4 separate regions of the Homo sapiens genome follow, and regions 2, 3 and 4 are each linked to region 1. A link is a contact called in ENCODE Hi-C or POLR2A ChIA-PET data. All regions are on one chromosome and are shown on one strand. Each heading gives the region's core, a stretch centred on a gene start or an enhancer-like site at or near the end of the contact. The rest is flanking DNA. Distances are from core to core; before and after follow the strand shown.

Evidence for each region. A loop is a pair of places that touch in the nucleus more often than their neighbours do. ChIA-PET counts read pairs that join two places held with the same protein, here RNA polymerase II (POLR2A). Pooled maps may share reads with other maps.
Region 2: a loop to region 1 is called in a map of CD8-positive, alpha-beta T cell, with 10 times the contacts of the local background. The contact joins the promoter of CEP76 here to the promoter of VAPA in region 1. A Hi-C loop is called at or near these places in 3 of 168 maps with a recorded cell type or tissue (CD8-positive, alpha-beta T cell and naive thymus-derived CD4-positive, alpha-beta T cell) and 8 of 50 pooled maps.
Region 3: a loop to region 1 is called in a map of CD8-positive, alpha-beta T cell, with 22 times the contacts of the local background. The contact joins the promoter of AFG3L2 here to the promoter of VAPA in region 1. A Hi-C loop is called at or near these places in 6 of 168 maps with a recorded cell type or tissue (B cell, CD4-positive, alpha-beta T cell, CD4-positive, alpha-beta memory T cell and 2 more), 1 of 37 single-sample maps with no recorded cell type and 13 of 50 pooled maps. POLR2A ChIA-PET finds 5 or more read pairs at or near these places in 3 of 52 experiments (CD4-positive, alpha-beta T cell, CD8-positive, alpha-beta T cell and naive thymus-derived CD4-positive, alpha-beta T cell).
Region 4: a map of CD8-positive, alpha-beta T cell shows a loop between it and region 1 (9-fold over the local background). The contact joins the promoter of PTPN2 here to the promoter of VAPA in region 1. A Hi-C loop is called at or near these places in 3 of 168 maps with a recorded cell type or tissue (CD4-positive, alpha-beta T cell, CD4-positive, alpha-beta memory T cell and CD8-positive, alpha-beta T cell) and 11 of 50 pooled maps.

Annotation. Positions count from the first base shown.
Region 1 is chr18:9,912,488-9,915,352 of GRCh38, reverse strand. VAPA (VAMP associated protein A) reads right to left here and starts at 1,337. Exons shown (of 6, transcript NM_194434.3): 1 at 1,018-1,337. The coding sequence starts at 1,096. It overlaps LOC124904245 (a long non-coding RNA gene), which reads left to right and starts at 1,405. Exons shown (of 2, transcript XR_007066284.1): 1 at 1,405-1,641; 2 at 2,020-2,420. RefSeq lists an enhancer at 218-835 and silencers at 353-1,142, 1,353-1,402.
Region 2 is chr18:12,701,128-12,704,021 of GRCh38, reverse strand. It overlaps CEP76 (centrosomal protein 76), which reads left to right and starts at 1,299. Exons shown (of 12, transcript NM_024899.4): 1 at 1,299-1,536. The coding sequence starts at 1,474. PSMG2 (proteasome assembly chaperone 2) reads right to left here and starts at 980. Exons shown (of 7, transcript NM_020232.5): 1 at 858-980. The coding sequence starts at 914. RefSeq lists enhancers at 1,612-1,661, 1,672-1,971, 1,257-2,154.
Region 3 is chr18:12,375,797-12,378,554 of GRCh38, reverse strand. AFG3L2 (AFG3 like matrix AAA peptidase subunit 2) reads left to right here and starts at 1,328. Exons shown (of 17, transcript NM_006796.3): 1 at 1,328-1,586. The coding sequence starts at 1,473. RefSeq lists enhancers at 30-559, 560-1,091 and a silencer at 864-1,763.
Region 4 is chr18:12,882,617-12,885,618 of GRCh38, reverse strand. PTPN2 (protein tyrosine phosphatase non-receptor type 2) reads left to right here and starts at 1,382. Exons shown (of 9, transcript NM_002828.4): 1 at 1,382-1,546. The coding sequence starts at 1,478. RefSeq lists silencers at 1,170-1,459, 1,840-2,179.

The DNA.
Region 1 (2,865 bases), core at 88-2,587:
TCACCAAGTCAGACTAAAAAACTTATCACAGGCAGTACTACAAAAACCTACAAAGTTCCAGAGCTGGGTGACACCTTATCAGCCTTCTCAGGATCTGTCGGAAACCGCAAACGTAAAAGCAAAAAAGTCACACGCACTGAAGGTTTCTCAGCAGAGGAGCTCAACTAAAGGGCTAAATAAAAGCACGCGGGTGGCACACTGAAATGTCGTAGAAGGCAGGAAGCCCCGCTACTATGAACCTACAACTCTCCGTTTGCGGCTGACGCATCGCTCCTGCCCGCACGCACCTGGGTCCGTGCCAACAGCACCGGGCAGCCCTCGCCAGGCACCTCCAAGGACTCTCCACCTCCCCGGCGCGTCCTACACCTGACGGCCGAGTTCTAAACCTGGCGGAAAGGTGACAAGCGACGCCCTCCGCGGAACCCGAGGGCCGGCTGCAGCGAGCTCTCCCCGGGCCGGGGCAGGGGTCGGGGGGCGGCTCTCACTCCCAAGGGGTCCCGCGCCGTGCCCTAGCCTCCCCGCGCCGCTGACAGCCGGGAGCGGGCGACAGACGCAGCTTGCGCCACCTCCAGAGCCCACTCCCCGCCGCAGCCCAGAGCGCACGCCCTCGGGTGCCCAGCCGCCCACGCCCCGCCGAAGCACGCCGTCGGCCTCTGGGGCCAAGGACGCGGGCCCAGGCGGACCGCGGCGCGGGCGGGACCGGACGCCCAGGAGGCGCCCCCGCGGGACCGCAAGATGGCGGCGGCGGCGGCGCCAGGGCCGGGCTCCCCTCCGCCTCGCCCCGGCCGGCGCGCGCACCGCAGCGAGGGCGGGCGGGAGGGGATGAAGCGGGCCGGAGCAAGGGGCAGGCCGGCCGAGGTGGCGGCAAGAAAGCAGCCGGGAAAGGGAAGGCGCCGGGGCGTGGGGGAGGGGGCGCTCCCTCGGGCCAGGGCCGCGGACGTGCCCTCCGCGCCCCCCCGCCGACAGCCAGCGGTCCGCGCGCCCCACCCCACCCGGGGGTGTCCCCGTTCTGCCTACCTTTGAATTTGAGGTCTGTGGGCGGATCGAGGACCAGGATCTGCTCGTGCTTCGCCATGGCCCCTGAGGCGGACGCCATCGGAGAGACAGCGCAGAGCGGGGGCGCGCCCGCGGCGGCGGTTTGCTGACTGGGGGCGGGGGACGACGGCGGCGACGGCTCGGCCGAGCTCTAGGACGAGGCCAGGCTCGCGGCTCCCGAGCCCTAACGCCTGCCGCTGTGTCACCGGTTCGGTGGGCCACCCGCTGGGTCAGCAGCTCCGGGTCCCACAACTGACTCAACCCCACACCAGCCGCCACGGCCACGCGCACTTGCGAGCCTCGGCGACCCACGTGACGGCCTCTGCGTGCCTACGTGCGCGCCCCCGGCCGGGAGCTTCTAGCGCTTGTCCCGCCCTCCAGGCCGGCCTAGCGCGGCGCGGGGCTGCTGCGCCTGCGCGCTCGCGGCTTGCCGCGGCCCGGAGCGCAGCCCAGCTGTCAAGGGAACGGGTGTGGAAGGAGGCGGGGCAAAGGTCCGCGGGACCGACGCGATGCGCAGCGCAGGGCTGGAAGCGCAGTCCTCTGTCACCTTGAGCTCCGAGTACGGAACTAGAGAAACTGCTCTGGCAGCGCATCACACTCTTCCAAGTGGGAATGCCCAGTGGAAGGGACAAGTAGTAGTAGGGAAGCGCCCACTCACTACAACTCCCGGCATGCCCCCTGCGGGGCGGGGCCTTCGCCGAGGGCCTGGCCCTTTGCGGCCCTGCGCGGTGCTTGCTGGGAACTGTAGTAACGGCTGTTTGAGGGTGGAAAGGAGAGCTAGGTCTGTTGGAGGCAATGGGGTGGGGTTCGCGGACGCTAATTTTGGCTCTCAGAGCGCGTCTAGTTTGCGCTAAAAAAGAAAAAACTTGAAGACTGAAACGAGGCCCCAATGTTAGAAATATATTAATAAAATCTGCCCTGTGGAGAACAGGCGTGGGGGGATGTGTCCGTTTGCTCTAATTCTATCCAGTCCTCTGTTGGCAGGGCTGCATTCCCCGTGGTATCCAATTCAGCCTCTCCTGCTTCCTGAGTTCTCTCCAGTGATGCAAAATCAGATAAGGAAACACACCTCGTCTAGGAAGCAAGGGGAAATATGACAAAGCACACAGAAACTAGAAATAAAAGTCAAAAATCTACACCATCGAACCCAAATAATCTTCTTCAGTTTTAATGATGGACCCAAACCAAAACAGTTCTCACGTTCACATGTTAGAAACTAACTCCATCTGCATCACTTACGATAGGCTGTAGTAAACTGAACCAAATAAGAAAAATCCCAGCAGCAAACTTGCTGACAAAACTTTAGCCGATTGCCAGGGTAGTCCGGTACAGGAACGTCAAATGAAACCAATGTGCTGTAAATAAACCTTTATTGTATTTTGTGATACGGTTTGAATTTAAATCCCTAGGTAGCGCCACGAAACAAAAGACATATTGATGCTACTGCCATGGAGCAGCACAGTTTGTCTAGAAAATAAACGAGACGAAACAGCAGTCTAGAAGTAGGCACCAAATCCAAGTTTTCATGTGCGATCCAGGTATTAGGGTCCATCCAGGAACAGCCTGCTGGAATTGCTAGCCTGGCATTCACAGAAGATTGTGCCACCCACGAGGAATGTGTTTTCAGCCCTGAAATTCCTGGGAGTGAGAGGTGAAGCCAGCTGGATTTCTGGGTTGGGTGGGGACTTGGAGAACTTTTCTTACAAGAGGATTGTAAAATGCACCAATCAGCACTCTGTAGCTAGCTAGAGTTTTGTAAAATGCACCAATCAGTGCTCTGTAAAAACGCACCTATCAGCACTCTGTAGGTAGCTAGAGGTTTGTAAAATG
Region 2 (2,894 bases), core at 50-2,549, 2.8 Mb before region 1:
CCAGCCTTATACCACTCCAAACAGTGCATTTTCCAATGGTGCCTTCTGGGTTCACAGGGCCTACAGCCTATTCTCTCTCAATGTGTCATTCCAAATTCTTGGCAGTCTTCAAGTCCCCCTGCTTACTGACTCTGTTTTAGACATCCATCTTTCTGAAACGCCTACTTTCCCCTACTCCCAGCCCACGGGCCCTCCATCTTTTGCATACTACTTTCTCTATAAAGCCTTTCTTAACAAGCCATCTGTCCCTCCCCTCCCAATTATCTCAGGACCTTTCTATACCCTTTCAAGCTTCTAGCCTAGCATTTATTGCTCTTAGATTACATGTTTCCAACTACAGTGTAAATTCTTTGAGGGCACGCACCTAGTCTTATTCTAATACTCGCACATAACAGACTTTATTAAAACAATGAATGAATATAAAGAGCGATAAAACTGCGCTAACTACCGGCAAGAGTTAATGTTTATTGCCCTATCAGTAGTTCTCCGGTTAACAACGATAATATGCTAGCTTAAGACTAATTCTAAAACTAGTCGTAGAAAGACTTTCTAGGATAAAACTGAAGGATGCCCTGCAAAACATAAGTACAGTGTATCTAGAACGTACGAACACATCACGTTTTACAGGAAACAGAGACTACAAATTGTAGACTTGACTACGTTTGGTTTTACAGCCGACAAAGGTTCTGTTTGGACGGCTGCCTCCGGCTACAACCTCCCTGTTTTTTCCGGCCGAAAACATGAAATAGAAACTAGTGCCCTATTTCTCCCAAGGCACCGCCAAACACCCCGCGTCGGGGTGGCGACACCGCAGGGGCCTCGGGAGGCGGCAGCCCCGAGCGCAAATGGAGACTCACCATTAGGAGGGTGAAGCCGGCAAGGTCGGGGGCCGACTCCCCGCAGGGAACGAACATGGTCGCAGTGGGGTGGCCAGCAGGGACTAACCGCGGCCCTGGCAAGAACGAGGGCAGCAAGAAGGCGGAAGCCCGAGACCCCGGAGCCTCGCGGGGCGCGGGAGGGTCCTTTGAGTCCCTGGGCGCCGGGCCCTTGAGGCCCGTCCAGCTAACTGCCGGTTCAGAGGGCGGAAAGAGGCCGCCGGGTGGCCGCGAAGAGGGGCCAGCAGCGCTTTCGGAGACCCTGGCAAGCAAGGCGATGGGGTGCGCTGAGGTCTCGGGGTGCGGGGCCCGCGGGGAGGTGGAGCGGCGGGCGGAAACGATCAGGCAGCGTGCGGGCCAGCCCCAAGCCCTGTTTGTCCGCCACTGTTTGAAAACAGTTGGCGCCGCCGCCGCCGGGGCCTCATTTCCAGGTCAGCCCCCGGCCTGACGCGGCGTTGCGTCCCCCGGGAGCTGCGCTAGGCGAACGGCTGCGGCGCTTTGTGCTCCAGTCGCTCCTAACGCTCCCTGGCCCGGCCGGGGCCGCGCAGTTAGGGCATCTGAGGCGGGGAGAAGCGGCGGGGAGACGCCGGCTGCCAGCATGTCGCTGCCTCCGGAGAAAGCCTCCGAGCTGAAGCAGCTCATCCACCAGCAGCTGAGCAAGGTGAGAGTCGCGGGTGCTGGGAGAGACCGCCGGGCCGACCCATAACCTTTCCCTCCTGCCCGGCGGCCCCGGGCCGACAGCGGCATCTGCTTGCCGGGACTGTAGCGAGGATTGTGGGGTGCGCAACGCAGAGTAGGCAGAGCTTTGAGTTTGAGGCAGGAGAGCGTCCTCGTCTCCGAGAAAGAAAACGAGCCGAGCAGGTGCTAGCAAGAGTCTGGGGCGATAGAACGAGCGGTCTTGGCGTTTTAGGACGGCCGTGAGAATGAAGCGCTTAGCGAGCGACTTCTGGAAGTCGGATCGAGTGTAAGTTGTATTTGGAGGTTTATATTCTGCTGTAAGATATCAGGTTTTTTTTCTTTCTTGAGACGGAGTCTCTCTGTTGCCCAGGCTGGAGTGCAGTGGCACGATCTCGGCTCACTGCAACCTCCGCCTCCCAGGTTTAAGCGATTCTCCGCCTCAGCCTCCCGAGTAGCTGGGATTACAGGCGCGCGCCACCACGCTCGGCTAATTTTTGTATTTTTAGTAGAGACGGTTTCACCATGTTGGTGTGGCTGGTCCCGAACTCCTGACTTCGTGATCCGGCCGCCTCGGCCTCCTAAAGTGCTGGGATTACAGGCGTGAGCCTCCGCGCCCGGCAGATATCAGGGTTTCTTTACCGCTGAAACATGTGGGTATCAGCGAAGTTGAACCAGGAGCTTCAATCAGCAATTCTCAAATAAGTCATGGAAGAGAAGTTACTAAAGGGTTTGTAATGACGGAATTTGTTAATATTTCGGAGCTCCAGAAGAACCTCCAGTTTCTGCAGCGCTCGCTCGACTGAGTGCAAGATGCTGAAGTGATAAAAGCGACCATTTATGGTGCCCTTGTGTGCCAGGCTTTGTGCTGTCTAGTATCTTTAATCCTCACAACACTATCGTGAGAGGGCACTACACTAGGTTTTTCCATTCTTATCGGTGACGAAACAGATTTATAAAGGGTAAATAAGTTGGCTTGAGGTTACACATCTACTAAGTTGAAAGCTGGTAAGATTCCCTTATCATTAGGCAGATCAAAGTATGAAAGTAATAAGATCATACTTTGATCTGCCTACTCCCAGTCCGTGTTCTTCTGATTATACTATACTCCCTCTCAGAAGATTCCTTTTGGTTGAGTGTTGTTTGTGGAGAAATGGTAACAAAGGTGCCAGATAACCAGTGGAGACTATTTCTAGAATTTGTACTCAAAAGATTCATTCTTTAAAAGCTTACCTTTGTTCCCATTCAATTGTGGTAACAATTGTGCATTTACTGTTAGCTGGAGAACCTTAAAACTTCAGAAGCAGTATTTGACTGCTTTGTGATGTTATAAATTGTAATATG
Region 3 (2,758 bases), core at 79-2,578, 2.5 Mb before region 1:
GTGGCTCACATCTGTAATCCCAGCACTTTGGGAGGCTGAGTCAGGAGGATTGCTTAAAGCCAGGAGTTTGAGACTAGCCTGGGCAACAAAGTGAGACTTCAACTCTACACAAAATAAAAAAAGTCGAGTGTGGTCGAGCGTGTGTGGTCCCAGCTACTTGGGAGGCTGAGGCAGGAGGATCCCTTGAGCCCAGGAGTTAGAGGCTGCAGTGAGCTACGATTGCACCATGGCATTCCAGCCTAAGTGACAGACTGAGACCCTGTCTCTGGAAAAGAAACCCGATCCTCTTCATCCTTAGTGATATTCTTTTCCCTGCAATTAATTTTCTTTGGAATTTCCTTGCCCTAAAATCTATTTGTCTACTCAGTTTTCTTTTGTGTGAGCATGGTATGATGGTGTATCTGGTATATCTTTTTGTTATTGTTTTACTGCCACTGGGGTAATCACAGGACTCACCTGGTTTTGTCTCCTGTCTCTCAAGGATTACTGTCCTTTGCCTGAGGTCCAGCGTCGCCAGCCTGGGCGACAGAGCGAGAGCCCGTCTCAGAAAAACCCCCAAGTCCCCCACCTCAGTTCAAAGACCTCTCCTTTTTCCTCCGCTGTCACGGTACAGGAAACAATGTGTAGTTTCCACTACCTGGAAGACTCGACTTGCTCTCCGAGAACCAGTTCCCCGACAGGGTTCCTAGAGCGCAGGCTGCACGGCACAGCCCCAACATTCCCTGCTGCTTGTGAATCTTCGCATCGCCCTCCCAGGGGTCAGGAATGTGTGCTTCGGTGTCTCCAGAGCCTAGCACCACCCCATGACTCAGCTGGCGCTCGGAGGGTCCTTCCATCTGCCGCCGCTGGGGCCTTCGCTACTTCCCCCTCGCTCCTACTGGCTGGCCCACCCGGCTGCCCAGGCTCGGAAGCCCAGGATCCCAGTCACGCGTCTCCCCTTAGTCCCCGCCTCCAGCCACGCCCCCCACACCCCTCCGTCGGCCCCGCCTCCAGCTCCTGCTCGCTCTCCTAGTCCTTCCTCGGCCCCACCTCCAGCCACGCCCCCCACGTGCGCCATCAGCCCCGCCCCCAGCTCTCGCTCGCCCTCCCGAGTCCTCCCTCGGCCCGGTCCCCGCCTCTAGCTCCCCCTTGCCCTCCAGGGTCCTTCTCGGCCCCGCCTCCTGCCGCGCCCCCAACGCTGCTCCGTCGGCCCCCGCCTCCGGTCCCGCCCCCATGCTCCTCCCATTTGGTCCTGTCTTCTGCACTGGCGGAGGTCGCGGCGGGCCTCGGAGAGGAGACGCCGACGTCAGCGCGCCGGGGCGGGGCTGGCGGCAGGAGACGCCGCGTTGAGAGCTTGGGCTCCTCCGTGAGCCGCCGGCGCGCTTCGCTGCCTGGCGGCCTTTCCCCGAGCCGAGCCCGCTTCCCGAGGCCGCCAGTCGTCGCCTGCCCGCGCCTGCGCAGCGTCCCGGGCCGAGAGGGCCACGGCGGCGGCCATGGCGCACCGCTGTTTGCGGCTGTGGGGCCGGGGCGGCTGCTGGCCCCGCGGCCTACAGCAGCTCCTCGTGCCTGGCGGCGTGGGCCCGGGCGAGCAGCCCTGCCTCCGGACGGTGAGTCCTACCTGGGCGCCCGGCGCCCTCCACCCTGCCTCGGGCCCACTTCCGGCTCGGGAGAGCGGACGTCAAGGTCACTGGCCCCCGCCCTCCGGCCGCACGCGGGCCGTCCCTGCCGAGGGCCTGGGCGCCCTGCGCTGTCTCTCAGCCGGCCCCGGGAGCGCCGATTCGCGCTCAGCCCTGCCTGTGGGATTCAAGTTTTGAAAACGCGCAGCTTCAGTAGAGCCGGGTTTTCGCGCTTCACCGGGGCGGTTGAAGCCTCGAAGGTCATGTTGGCTTGGTGGCCGTCCTTGTCCCCGCTTTCGTGTCCCCGGAGCACGGAACGAAGGCGTCTGTAATTTTGAGTCAGCAGCACGAGCACGATGTAGTCGCAAGGACGGGTTTTGGAGTCGGGCTGCCTAACCTCTCCGAGTCTCCGTGTTCCCGTCTGTTGAATGGGGCCATTGCGGGCATTCCAGGACTGGCAGTATTAGCTATTATTATTAAGAATGTCACCTTTTCATAGCAGGGACTCTGTGTTCGTTGCATATCAGGGCCTGCTCTCAGCAGGAGGCTCTTTCTCTGTTGGTAGCCATCCCTCTAGATACACACACGGGACCTGATACGTGTTTCTGACATAATGATAGAGTGTTGACAGAACCATGGCCGTGATCAGTCTCAATGAAAGGTTCACGTGTCGAATAGTCGCTCTCACTGTTTAAGTGACACGGTTCCTCAGCCTTGCACTGGTGTACGGGTGGTGGTTGAGGTCCCCGGGTCGGCCACGGGAACCTGGCTTGGCCTCCTGCTATCCCAGCGCCCTTGTAGTCAGCTCAACGTCTTCACTGTAAGGGGAGATAGGCTAGTGCCGGGGCTCACGCCTGCGATCCCAGCACTTAGGGAGGCCGAGGCGGGAGAATCGCTTGACTCCAGGAGTTGGAAACCAGCTTGGGTAGGGTAGCAGACCCTCCGATCTACGATTTTTATTTTTATTTTTATTTTTTAAGAGACGGGGTTTTGCTTCTTCGCCCAGGCCGGAGTGCAGCGGCGCAAACACAGCTCACTGCAGCCCCAAACTCAAGCGATCCTCCCGCCTCAGCCTCCGGAGTATCTGGGACTACAGCACCGTGGTTGATTTTTAAAAAGTTTCTGGAGAGGCCAGGCGCGGTAGCTCACGGCTGTAATCCCAG
Region 4 (3,002 bases), core at 133-2,632, 3.0 Mb before region 1:
ACCAGAGAGGCTGACAAATGAATTCCAAAGAGATGCTGAATACTTGGCGATAAGAACTGCTGCTTTGAGATAAAGATGCTCCTCCTTTGTAGAACACAGTATTTTTTGGTTGGAAAGCAATCTGATGAGCAGACTAATGCGAACATTCACAGGATATTCTGGGAGATACCATGCCTTTAATCAAAATAATCAGATTCAATGACAGAATTTCAGAACCAAGGACCATTAGACATTGTGGGGTCTTTCGGGGGAAGCTTTCCTGTATCTCTAAATCATACTATGTAAGTAGAAAGCTTGCTGACTGCTTTTTTGTTAATACGATTTCTTCTAGCTTCCGTAGCCAACTTTTTTTTTTTTTTTTCTGGCTAGGGTTTTCATTATTTTATGTGATTAAGGACACTTTTCTGCCCCAAGTATTGTAATCCTCTCGGCCGGCTCTGTCCAAAAGAACTGTCTTCGATGATAGAAACGTTCTACATATGTACTTTGCCACATAGCAGCCACTAGCCATACATGGTTATGGCACACCTGAAATGTGGCTGGTGCCACTGAGGAATTAAGTTAATATTTAAAATTTAAATCCCAATACTGGACAGCACGGCTAAACCTTTCCTAACCCTTCACGTTTCTTATGAAGATTATATAGCAGGATATTACAAGCACTAAAAAAGAACTATCTTAAATCTGAAGCAAGATGATTTCCCTAACTAGTACGTTTGTTTGGTAAAAGAGGACGTGCTATTTTTTACAGTTAAATCTAATTCGTAAGTTGTAGAACGTTTTCTTAACAAGGTATCCCTCTCCCAAATTCCGGGAGAGGCTGGCTGCCTTTCCTTTTGCTCCAGCGGTTTATTTGGCATAAAATCTGCAGGCTTACAGGAGCTGACACCAGGGCAGAAAAGAATGAGGAATTTGTTTCCAAGTTGGTCACAGGCCGCTAATCTGACCTAGATGATGTTTAAAATAATATTCAAATACAGCACTTTAAAAAACTATGAAGGCTGAGAAGAAAACGAGAAATGGGAAGCAAGAAGGAAGGCGGAGCGTGCCGGCGACTTCTCAGGGGACTTCCTCAGGGAGTCCCATTCCAGTAACCCCGCGCTACCCACGGACCACCGCCTCTCTCTTGTCGGAAGACGCAAGCCCAAGGGGCGGCTCACCTCGTGCCGCGCGCAGGGACCACGGCCGCCGGGTGGTCCCCTGGCCCCGCCCCCTCCCACCTGGGCACCCCGAGCCCCGCCCCCCGAGCGCCCCGCCCCGCCCCGCCGCCGACTTCGCGCCGCGCTCGGGCGCCGAGTCTGCGCGCTGACGTCCGACGCTCCAGGTACTTTCCCCACGGCCGACAGGGCTTGGCGTGGGGGCGGGGCGCGGCGCGCAGCGCGCATGCGCCGCAGCGCCAGCGCTCTCCCCGGATCGTGCGGGGCCTGAGCCTCTCCGCCGGCGCAGGCTCTGCTCGCGCCAGCTCGCTCCCGCAGCCATGCCCACCACCATCGAGCGGGAGTTCGAAGAGTTGGATACTCAGCGTCGCTGGCAGCCGCTGTACTTGGTGAGTCGCGGACCCACGCGGCAGTCGCCGACCTCCTCCGAGACCCGGACTCGTGCCCTGTCCGCAGGGTCCCTCCCGCCTCCCCCGCCTCTCGCCTCTAGCCTCTCGCTCGGGGCGGAAGTGGCGGCGCGGTCCGCGTCAGGGGCGCGCCTGCGCTGACCGCTCTCTTGCTCCTTTTGGTTTAAAAAAAAAAAAAAAAAAAGCATACTTGAGCTGAGCAGCTCATGGTTAGCGCAAGCGCAGTTAGTTCTGGAGGGCGGTGCCACAGCGGCTTCTTGGGGAGCGCGTGGATGCGCCACCAGCGTTGCGCGGCCCGGGTCTGGGGGTCCTTGGGAAAGCCGTGGGGGCGCTCGGGCGCGCGCCCCCGGGCCGCAGCTTCGCCGTAGCTCCCACGCCGCTGTGCTTGGTTCTTGCTCGCGGACAGCTCTTTCTCTGGCCGGGTGTTTTGTGGCCGGGTGGGCAGCTGGCGTCCCCGGGAGCGGTGAGGGCGGGGGCGGGCGAGCCGGGCCGCGGCGTCCGGGTCCAGCTGGCGCCCGCGCAGGACCTGTGGGAGCAGGCCGCTCTGGGCGCCGGGCCGGCCGCCGCAGCCCTCTGCGAGGCGAAGCTCGCTCTCCTGGCGGAGCCGCGGTGGTTGGGGGTGGCTCGTGGCCTCTGGCGAGGGCAGCGCTCTCGGGACCCTCCGTCTTCATTTTCCCCCGTGGCCCAGCAGCGCCCAGCGTGGGTTCGGCCCCCATAGAACCTTCCCGGAACGAAAGAGGCTTTGCTTGTGTTCGTCCAGTGATAGCGTGTCATTCTCTTTATAGTTTTCCTTACTGAGGTATACTTTCCCTACAGTGAAACGCAGCTTTCATGTGTGCTCCCAGACGGGTGTCACAAATGAATCCCCTCTTGCAAGCCCCCTCAAATCAAAATAGCCTTTCCTTGCCCTGAGAAAGTGCCCTCATCCCCTCCCCGGGGGCACGGTGTTCCGATGCCTATCGCCCTAATCGTGCCTGTTCAGCTCACATAGATGCAATATGTAGTATAAACACCTGTGATTCGCTTTTTTTATGTCAACTAGACTACCTTTTAATTCAAACAAAACTTTATCTCTTTTAAAATGATGTAACTGCTTTCCCCTTCGTTTAATCCTTGTCGTATTATTCCCAAGATTGAATTTGGTGACGGTTAAGTTAATGCTGCTTCTGATGTTTGGTTCTCTCTGTGTAAAGTAAAAGACGGGCTTTCCTGTAAATGGATGATCCTGGGTTTTTCCCCTTTCCATTTAATTAGATGGCAGTGAAAAATGTGTTCAGAAAGTAACGTTTTCTTCTTGAACACATTAGTGGGAAGTATAAATATTCTGATTCCCATGATACAGAGTATGTTAGAATAGGGATCTAAGTTTTAAAGAATGCTGGTAAGGACTCTTCCAATTATAGACAATCTGAAACGCAAATTCTGGTAGGAATCTTCA